2 separate regions of the Homo sapiens genome follow, and region 1 is linked to region 2. A link is a contact called in ENCODE Hi-C or POLR2A ChIA-PET data. All regions are on one chromosome and are shown on one strand. The core of a region is the stretch at or near the end of the contact, and the rest is flanking DNA. Distances in the headings are between cores, read along the strand shown. Region 1 overlaps PDE4D (phosphodiesterase 4D). Region 2 overlaps PDE4D (phosphodiesterase 4D).

What was found. Hi-C counts contacts between places; a loop is a spot of excess contacts on that map. ChIA-PET counts read pairs that join two places held with the same protein, here RNA polymerase II (POLR2A). Pooled maps may share reads with other maps.
Region 1: a loop to region 2 is called in a map of gastrocnemius medialis, with 4 times the contacts of the local background. The contact joins two enhancer-like sites. A Hi-C loop is called at or near these places in 9 of 168 maps with a recorded cell type or tissue (IMR-90, PC-3, colonic mucosa and 5 more), 1 of 37 single-sample maps with no recorded cell type and 5 of 50 pooled maps. POLR2A ChIA-PET finds 5 or more read pairs at or near these places in 6 of 52 experiments (A549, HEK293, MCF 10A and 3 more).

What each region holds. Positions count from the first base shown.
Region 1 is chr5:59,581,957-59,587,205 of GRCh38, reverse strand. All of the region lies in intron 1 of PDE4D (phosphodiesterase 4D), which reads left to right. Among named protein-coding and RNA genes, the nearest start is that of MIR582, 120 kb to the left of the region's middle. Within about 2 kb of position 3,306, at least 4 of the 41 ENCODE cell types and tissues checked have a DNase peak (open chromatin) inside an H3K27ac peak, as active enhancers do; they include dorsolateral prefrontal cortex and gastrocnemius medialis, where a contact is called at or near this core.
Region 2 is chr5:59,540,156-59,545,719 of GRCh38, reverse strand. All of the region lies in intron 1 of PDE4D (phosphodiesterase 4D), which reads left to right. Among named protein-coding and RNA genes, the nearest start is that of MIR582, 160 kb to the left of the region's middle. Within about 2 kb of position 2,064, at least 16 of the 41 ENCODE cell types and tissues checked have a DNase peak (open chromatin) inside an H3K27ac peak, as active enhancers do; they include dorsolateral prefrontal cortex and gastrocnemius medialis, where a contact is called at or near this core.

The DNA of each region.
Region 1 (5,249 bases), core at 2,057-4,556, 40 kb before region 2:
TTCTGCAGTGAAAAGATCAATAGCTTAGTCATTTTACTTAAAGAGAACAGCCAGCCTTATTATGGGGTTAGGCAGCAGAAATGAATTTCATCGTGACAGCATCTTCTGAAGTCATGATGGTAGTTAATGGTAATCTTGTCCTGCAGAGCAGAAATTACTCATTGCCTTCCTACTTTTGCAGTTGAACCAGCAATTCTGAAATCTGGGAAAGAAGTTGGCTTTGGTGATACATGGTTTCTAGCCCCTCTGCCCAGGCCTTTGTCCGACACGTCTCAGACGGTAGCACTGCGTTAAAGTGACCATACATGAATATGTGCCTAAGAAAGAAGAAAAAGCAATATTCATTTCTAAAGGACAGCATGGCAAAGCAACCTGAAGTTTTCCATTTCCCTTCTAACACTTCTTTAACAAGGATATCAAGAAACTGTCTTTTGACTCCTTTCTTCCCACATTCCAGAGTCCTTCCTTAAGGATGCATTAATTTACACTCAAGGCGGTTAGATTTTACCAGGACAATATTTGCCACCATTTAGGATTATTAGTTGAACTGGTTATTTTAGTATGTTGACTAACTAGTGGAACCTAAATGGATGGACCCATACCTGCAGTGCTCTGTGATGTTTCTTTTTTCAAATCCTGGAAGGCCTTTTGTAATTGCTATTTGTTTTTATTGGTGGGGGGAGATTTTTTTTTTTTTTTTGGGATTCAATACTTGTTGCAATAATTGCCCACGATAGCTGCTCAAACAAGAGAGTTGGAATTCATCTGTAAAAATCACTACATGTAACGTAGGAGACAAGAAAAATATTAATGACAGAAGATCTGCGAACATGATGCACGTGAATAATTTTCCCTTTAGAAGGCATTCCTGGATATGGTGAGTAATCAATATTCCCTTCAGTTTGTAAAACTCAGAATTATCAAATTCCGTGACAGGTACCAGATGAGGATTTGTCTTGAACTAGAGTATTGGTATCAAGTGAGAATGAAAAGTAAACTGTGCAAAACCGAATATTGTCTGAGAAAGTAATGGTTATGCAATAAAAATACTTTGTTAATATGAAGCATCCCCAAATAAGTCAAGCATGAGGACTTGAGAACATTTAAATTGCTAATATTTCATGGAGGAAGAAAAAAACTTTGAGAATGGCAACAATTTAATAAATTTTTTTAAAGATGAGGCTTAGGGTTTGTTTTTTGTTGTTTTGCTATTTTTATTTGAAAATTCCCTGGGGAAGGGCACACATGAATTTCTGATATATCAATTTGTCTGAATTTCTAAAAGAAGGTTAAGGGAAACTTAGAATGTTGACTCAATTTTAAAATAATGCTAAAATGTGTTGGTGCCTCACAGTTAAGGATATTTTAGCTATTCAAGAAATATTTCTACCAGAATGAACCAGTAGAATTCTAGTAGAATTCTAACATATGAATCAGGAAGTGCTCAGGCTCTCATAGAACTTGCTTAGTGCCTTGATATTTGGTCATCTATTAAGGTTCAATGCAATGCATTCAGGTCCCTGGACATGTGATATCATGTGCCATTTCTTGCTGGAGTTTATGACTAAATGTGTGTAGGAACTCATTGCTGAGGGTATTTATAAGAGCAAAAGGTCATTATTTTAAAATTGCTTGTTTTTGCCATACCTTTAGGGTCAGCTGGATTCTGACTTTCATAGCAGAAACTTTGTGAATGCATAATAAAGGCACATGTTAAGGCTTAGTGTCTGCTAACATGGGTTGTTTTGGAAATGCAGTTTGTCTGATTTTGAAAGTATATCTTTCAGGTAAATGTTCTGGCTGGACTCTGGATGAATAATAGATACCTAAATATAGGTTTCGGAGGGCTTTCCAGCTGCTTTTATGACAATGTCTCAAATGAAAGCTCCCTGAGAGCTTAAGGTACCACCAAAATCACCTGCTGGTTTGTTACAGAGTTTTCGGCTTTCAGCTAAAAAATCCATTGCAGAGAAGGATGGGAGGCATCCTCTCCCACTCTAGGCAGGTGCTTATTTTCTAACAACACCAGATCCATCCAGAGTCGATGCTGTGGCGTATCTACCTTTTTTGCTGACCAGAGCTACTATCCCCAGTCTCTAGAATGCTTGGGTGACATGCCTGCAAACCTCGGTGGCCCACTTCCAACTGCATCACCAGAGTTTCCTAGTCAGGGGGAGCCTTGGTGCCATTGCCTTGCTTGTTCTGTTGGTGAGGGTCAGGCATCAGCAATAAGGTCCTCATTATTCTTACAGACAAATTTACATCAATAGTCTTTAATCTTGAGATTAAAAGATCCTGGAAACAGTTCCTGGCACGTAGTAGGCATTTGTCAATTATTTTTCTTCTATGCCTTAGGCTTTTCTTCAGAGTTCATTTTATACCTCTTAAGATTTGCTTGGGAGGGGAAATTACCAGTCTCCTTTCTATCAAGTGTACCTTGCTACAAAGCAACAGTTTTTGTTCTACCTAAGTTCTGCTGTTTAAGCCCATTTGTTTATGTTGTAATACATAGGATCCATGTACTCTTTGAATGCCTGCAATTATAAGCACTTTTTATTTTTATTGCATTAGCCTCACCTATACTTTTGACTGGAAAGAAATAAGCTATTCAACTCTGAAGTTTTGGAAAGAATGCAAATTTGCTTATTCATGCTCCTCTAGATCTGTAATACATATGTTTGAAAGCTGTATGGAGAAGTTGAGAGTCCTGTTGGTTTTCTTTTGTGCCTGGAGTTAGGTAACCCTTCATCTGCTTCACTGCATGTCGTACCAATCTGTTGTTGTTGTTGTGGCCAAACTAAGCCAATGTAGAATGTTAATGCTCTGTATAACTCCTACTCTTCCTGGGCCCCTTGCAGGGATTCATTAATATGATGTTGGACTCAAAGGAAGAAGGTGGTGGTTTTTTTCCAGGTGACCTAATTAATTTTGTGCTTGGTTCTTGACTTTCTCAATGGTTGTTGTTTTCCTCTTATTTATAGCCTCCCCTTCCAGTACTGCAGTAAGAGATTGTAGGGGTTTGTTGACAGAAAACCCTCTTTCCCTTTGTCCTACTGTAAGAGCCCCTATAGGGTGAGATTTCAGGCTCGTGAATTATCGTGCTTAGAATAAAGGTCTCGCCAAATTGCTCTTTTCATCTCCAAAGACTCCCCCTATCCTCATTCTCACATTTAGAGCCTTTTCTTCGTGAAGGGACCGATCAGAAGTTGGCAACAGGCCAGTGCTAAGGAATAATAAACATTGTAAAAGACATATGTGCTTTGGTTTCACGAGCCCTAGCTCATCTCTAGAAAGGCTCTGTACCCTTTGGAGAGGCGGGACTTGGCATGTGCTGGTCCTCTTTCTGTCCTGCTTTTTGAGAAGCAAGAATGAGAAAAAGCTGAGACACAGGAGGTCTAGGGTAGTCTTCAAATTTTACCAGAAGTAGTAATTGAAATAGAAGCCTGTGCACAGAGTTCCTACTTGTACTCTCATCCACCTGCCCTAGGGCTGGTGTGTTGATTATTGAGCAATAGTATTACAAATTCACTCTTTATCAGTTATGAGTTAAAGTTAATAAGTGGTCCTATTACTTGGTTTAATAGAACACTACCCCTTCCGTGCTAAAAGAGTGGTATGAAGAATGTGTGTTTCTTCTTTGAAGCTACATTAGAAATATTAGCTGGAGGATTTTATTGCGAAGGCTTCTTTCCATTACACTTTTCAGTCTTTTTACTGCCAAGCCAAACAAAGATAAGGGTTTGCCTCACTGGATAGATAAGTACTATATAGCTCTTCTTATTTTTCCTTCTGGCTAGTTGTTAGAATGGAGAGATAGCCTGGCATTCAGGAACAAGTATGGCATGGTTGAAAGAAGGGAAATGCAAGTCAGCTTTCTAGGAATTTAAATTTCATGTAGCAGCAGTTAAGAGGACCTTTAGAAGCATTATGACCTGGAATCACATGCCAGGGTCTAACATGAATGACCTAACACAGTGTGACTAACATGTTCAGCTTTTTGCCTGACTTAAAAGATATATAACAACTTTTTATAATCTTATTTGTAAAAATACTATAATTTCATGCCAGAAACATCAAGGCTATGTTGAATGCAATTGAATTTCATAGCTAAACAATTTAGGAGGGCATTTTATTTAAATACCTTTGCATCCTTTTAATGATGGATTCACATGGCTAAAAGGACAGTGGAAGATAGAAGCTAAAGGCCCTGGCTAGGAGAGGCTGTGGAATGCTGCCATGGAGGGCCCCTCTGAGGACACCAGAGGAAGATTTGGGATTAATGATTGTGGAAGGTGATTAATGATTTGCTTATTTGGTGCTTAGGGTTTAATTTTTAAAGGTAGGACATCTAAATGTTTTAAACTGTCTTTGTGATGCTGAGAGGTAACTCCAGTGAAGAGGCAAAATGAGGTGACTGTGGCACTTTCACTCAACATGGAGGCATCTTTTTCCTTCTTCTAGGACCCTAAATTCTTTCATTAGACTGTCCTTTTCCAGGTATCAATTTCTAAAAGGTTTAGTCTAGAAAGTTATTTGTTTGATTGTTCCTCTATAGACCAAGCATTCAATTCATAAACTAACTCATACTGTTTTATTCTGTTTTGATCTAAATCCTTTATGGAATGAAGCAAGATATAAATCAGTATATTGATAATATATTCATATATGTGTTCATAATTTGCATGTATATGTGTTTAAATCTACTAATATAATGAATACGTATTCAGAGAAAGTCAGAATGGCCTGCCTTCTAATGAAAAGATAATCCTTCCTATCTAGCCTCATAGAGTTTCATCTTTTAAGGTTTTCTCCTCTTCATACATTGAAATTACAGAAACTCAATCCAGAAGTGCATTTTCCAGAGTATGTGTTCTGACCAATACATTATATTTTATTAGAATTTTAGGGGGTGGGAGCAATATTGAGTTTGATGACTATGTATACGTTGAAGGAAATGACGTATCAAGTCTCATGTAAGATAATGGAGCTTTGCTCCTTTTAGTTAACTTAAAATTATTGCAGTGTCTGCTTGTCTTCCAGTGAAATTGCAGGTAATAGCTGACCTTGCTTCTTTAACATCTCTTCCTCTGGGTTACAGAACAACCCAGAAATTCTAAAATATAAATACCAGACTGCCAGCTTAATTCTGAATTCCTGTTGGGGCCAAATACAATTTACTTGTAAACACTTAGGACCAATAAAGTTTAGATGGAGCTCATAATTATACAAACTCATCTCGTTCACAAATC
Region 2 (5,564 bases), core at 815-3,314:
CGGAGAGCACTTTGGGTTTTACTCAATATAGCTCTTCAAAGTTCTTCAAAGTTCAAAGTAAAAATTGATGCTAGAGTAATTTTCCTGTAATCTAGGTGAAAAGCCCACATATCATTTAACAAAGTAAATGCTCATTCATATTTAATACAAACTCTTTTTTCTTCTGTTGAAGCTGACTTTTATCCAATTTTTAGTTTCCAGTTATCTATGGTTTTGGGAAACAGAGCTAATTTGGATTCATGAATTCTGTAAACAAGTATTTCTTGAGAAGCTCCTGGTTGTGAACTACCTAGAATGAAACTGGGTAAACTAATATCAACATCCATTCTTTTGCCAAACATCACTGATAAACTGCAACATTTTTTTTTTTACGTGAGTGGTCTTGGAATCAGACATTTCTGCATTGAAAACCCAGCACTGTTGCTGACTGGCTGCATGGCCTGCATCTACTTCTCACATTTCTGACTGCCTACCAGGTTCCAGGCACTGTTCTAGGCACTGAAGATGAAAAGATGAATAATATGGAGTTCCCATCTTCAAAGAAGTTACAATTTTAAGGAAGACTGGCAAATAAAAGTTACCCCACAAAATAATAAAAATACAGGGGTAAAACTAGGGCATAGTTATATTTTGGCTGGTCTCTTTACCTCTGAGGTTCTTTTGCTTTTTATGTAATTGGATTTTAACCTCAGAAGACTGTAAGGTTAAAGATGATAATGTATAAAATCAGTACTCTGAGTAATGATCAAAATTTTCTGTTGCCATCCACACATTTGAGTGAGATGTAGTGAGTGCTAGAAAATAAAGCAGTTCGTATCAAAAAGGGTGTGTTGAAAGAAATAAACTAATCCTTGAGAAACACTGTCATGCAATCTCATATCTAGAAATTGTGCCTATGTTCTGTCTATAAATTGATGAATTGGCAGGGTGTTACATTTAGGACACACATTGACACTACATATGACATTTGTAAAAACACTTGCTAATTCAGCTAACAGCTCGCTTCTCCCCTTCTCCCCACTACTCACTGTGGAGAGAGCTTCCAGCTAATAGCTTAGAATCTCCCAGACTAACCAACCATTGATGGAACCAGGTGCTATGTGATTGTAGGAATTTATTTGTTGCTCTGAATGTTAACTAAAAGTAATGGGCTTCTTATTTTGTCCTTTTCCTTTTGTGTTATAGACGGCAAAGACTGTTTCTCATCAGTCTCATATAGCTAAATTAGATTTATCTCTCATGCTGACTGATTAAAAGGGTTAAATTCTGGGCACGTTGTCCCCTGAGTCCTCTGAAATCCATGTCAGAATAGAAGTGCTCATTACCAGACTCGATGAGGAGCTCCTTTTCCAGAACTTCTCTCTGCTACACTCTAAGGACCAAGCACCTCTGCCTAAATTCCAAGCAACCATGGCCTGTGGCAGTCTTGGAACTTTTGCCCTCTGGCATGGGTAGAACTAGCGTCAATTGGGTAATTCAATCCCTGAGTTCCTTCTTCAATGAATGAGAGAATCCAGGAATGTGTTGCCAGTTGCCTTTTCCTTGTACCTAGTTTTCCTTGCTGCAGAATGATGACAGTCTATTTCCACACCTCCCCTCCTGCCACTACAGGATTTATGGTCTGCATGCCCCAGTTGTGAAGCTGGCATGTAGCATTTTGTTGCCACAGGCCTGTGAGTGTTTAGAAGTTTGTGTTTGTATTTCCAGGGCTACAGTTTGAATATTGAAGGAACAAACAGCAAACAATTCAGAGGTCAAGCTGTGACTGCTTCCTCATTTGGAGAGCTTATTTTATGTCTGTATATTCTATACTCAGATTCCCACATAACTTGTTTTTTCCACCTTCATTGCTTTGGTTAGATGCTTTCAAGTGCATTTTTTCTCTAAGAAATCTCCATAGAAGAGTTGTTTACTTGAAGTGATGGGTGAGCAAAGTTTGCCTGACGTGGAACCTCAGTAACTTTCCCCTAAGGAAAAGTTCTGGCGTGTAGGGGTGGGCGCTCTTCCATCCAGACGGATGGGAACATAGCCAAGCAGCCAGGAGACACATTGACTTGTGACCACTGGGAAGGATGCCTAGCCAGAAAAGTCCCAGCAGCTGGGTCTGTTAATCTTTTCTGAATGAACCAGCAGGCAGTTGACCTCTCTAAACCTGTCCTGGATTCCTTTATATCTTTGTAGTCACCTTTTTACCCCCTCAAGAATTCCCCTATAAAGTTGTTCTTAATAAGACTCTTTTTGCCCACTTCCCCCTGACCTTCTGAGTTGAATATGAATTTCACTAATTGGTGAAAGAAACCACCATGACCTTGATAAAGCCATTTCTACTCTGGTTCCTCCCTTCTAAGAATTTGTTCATTCAAGCAAGTATTTGAGTCTAAATGGATCCACTTGGACATTTTAATAATTATCATGAACCTCAGTATCCTTAAAGTGTGGCTAAAACAGGCTCAAAAAATTCAGATAGTGTAATCTACTTTCTCTCTCCCTCCTCCAGATTTAAGTGGATTAATTCACTTCACTATGCCAGCACCTGAGTACAGAATAATTTATTTCTGTGTCGTTTCATGATGAAAGTCCAGCTGGCATTAGCTCAAATTATGCAGCTGGCTATTAATTGAAGAAAACTTCCCTGTCACTCCTCAGTCAAACATGATCTGATTCAGCAGATCCTTTTCACTCTCATCTCTTCTATTCTACCAGTAGAATAAATGTAAATAACTTTCACTTGGCTCTGCTTGTCATGGATTGTAAATTACCTGGCAGCATGCAGACTGACCACATTACTGTTTTGGAGGCGGCTTGTTTCAGTTGATTAGTATTTCTAGAAGAGTTTTGCACATTTCATCTCTGAGGCCTGAATGATGTCCACTAGCAGGAAATATTGTAGTCTGCCTTTTTTCTTACATACTGTATACTAAATTTCAATCTAATTTCAACAAGATGTCAAATTCTAGCACCTGTAGGGCAGGTGTTGGTCTTCTATGAATTGATTATATGTTTTTCTATCATACTGGATGGTGTACAAGCCCAGGTTGTATTTTAAATAGAATTTCAAGAGAGAGATTTGTTCTGGAATTTAGAAATATATATTATGTGCCAAAATTATTTGATGAGTGCATTTTGTAATTCTTAAAATACAAAACTACTTGGCATGAAGAGATGCTATAGTATGTTAACAATTGTGGAACTTTTTCATAAGATGAAATTCTGTGCAGAAATGAGGGAGCAGAATTCTTGTGGGAGTGCTAAAATGGTTCATCAATTTGATCCTCACAGCATATGAGAATTCACCAATTATATTACTCTCTGAAAATATGTTTCAGTATCAAGGGCCTCTTTTTGCCCTTCCTCCATCCCAATGTCTGTACTCTCTGTACAGTGTGATCACTGGGTGCTGCATGACCAGTCATTATTATACGCTCAGCCCTGAAAATGAACTTAAGATGGTAAAATCATACCTTGCCAGGATTTGGGTGGCTGTGAGGGATTCAGTAGGATTTTAGCAACAGGGACTGGAAAAGAAATCAGAACTTGGCAGAGAAAAAAATAGCACTAGGATACTAGAAGAGACCTGGGAGAACTAGCTTGACCTTAGAGGCTGGTCTTGTGAGTCATTTGAGAAATAGTATCAAAAGGGCATAAGAGGGCCCGGCATAGATTAGGCTATTTGGGGTTACAGGAGATCCAAAGCTAGAAGGGGCAACAAAACATTGTGGTATGAGGCCATCCTAATTTGAACATCAGGCACAGGATCTAGTGTCCATGAAGTAGATCTCAGGGAATGGGCAGCCTGAGAAGAAGAGTAGATCATGCAGAAGCCAGCAGTCACCCCTAGATCCAGATCTGAGTGTCATGACCTAGATGCAATTAAAATCCTTATAATGGGTCCCACCCTGGCAGGATTCTTTCAGGAACTCAGGCTGAGCCTGAAGTGAGTAGATTCAGCTGAAGGGAAGGTAAAGAACTATAAGTTGATAGACTTGCAAAATGGAGAGGCTGCTTTTAGGAAACCATTGATAATAGTATCAATCCCATTGATAATATATGTGATTGCCCTTTTATAAGGCCATGTGCTTTCTGCACAATTATGATAAAGTATTTAGCCAAACTTGTATTCCCTATATAAAGGGGGAGGAGATAGTATCCCATGGGGAATTCCTTCCCATATTATAAACTGGTAGACAACTTAAGCAAAAATGTTTTTACTCATATGAACACTGTTGAAGTATAAAGCCAGGTATTTAAGTCATGATAGGTGTTTATTTACTTTGAACATTTGCCAGAAGTTTGATGATGGGTATATTTGTAGACTGGGTGTTAGAGGTTGTTATATTCTAAAAAGATATCTTCTGATTAATTTTCTTCATTTATAAAAACAATCTATTTTGATAACATTTAATTTATGAACTTTGGTGTCATGTTACACTTTATACATTTTGGTTGTACATTCCCTGTAATGCTTACAGAGACAGCCAGTCAGGCAATAATTGCTACATACTGAGCGCCTTCTATTTTCTGAGTACTATTGTAAATTATAGAGATAAAGCAGTGAACCAGACAGAGTCTCCATCCTAAAAGAGCCTAGTAGAGGATGGGAACTGATGTAGTATCTTGTAATTGTCACAGCATGGTACACTTGCTTCTTCAGATGCCATTATTAAGGGCGTCGTTTCTTTAAATTCTGAGATCCCTAACTCAGCTTATGCCAGAACTGATGAGAATTAGACCTTCCTAAGGTCTTCTTTCTTCCTAAAATGAATATTGAAATAAATCTATAAGATAAAAATAATCCTACCACCAAGCCCCAATTAAGACTGGATTTTTAACTTGCTCTTCTCAGCACAATGACACAACAGAGGACACAGAGGTTAATGGAATGTCTTTGGAGCAAAGGAGATTTCAAAACCACCAGTTTGTTAGATTTGATGATCAGCTCTGCAAAATGTTTAAAGAAGATTTCTTACTCATATCTTATAAGTTAAGACTATAAATGGTTTAAATGGGGGAGGATGTGACAGGATTGAAAATCTTCCCCTTCCTTTGTGGCTATGAGAATTCACACTGAGCAACAGGGAAGAGAAGGAACTAGAACTTGGAATGAGCCTGTGTGTGGGCCCTCATTGTTCCAGGATTTACAAAGGGCTACGCTGTCATCATATTAAATAAATGGCTCCTGCTCCTTGTGCCAGCTTAATTGCCACCTTGGCTCCCGAACAAAGAAATCACAATTGAGGCAAAACATGTTTTGCTATTGAAGGCAAAACCTCCTTAGAGCAATTTTGGGGTTGTTTTTCCATTTAATTTTTTAACTTGCAGAAATAGCCCTCTTTTTTTCTGTTTTTTGGTTTTTTTTGTTTTCGTTTTTTTAAATGATGTACACTTGTGCTGTTAAGTTTCAGCATGGAATACAGGCTTTATGTATTTAGGCAGTAATGCTGAGTTAGATATTGGTACCAAAAAAAATGAAAGAAAGAGAGCAAGAGGACAGCACATGTCAAAATGCCTGATAGAACTGCATGGACAGAACTAAATGTGCTTCCCTACTGTTAGTTACACGTATA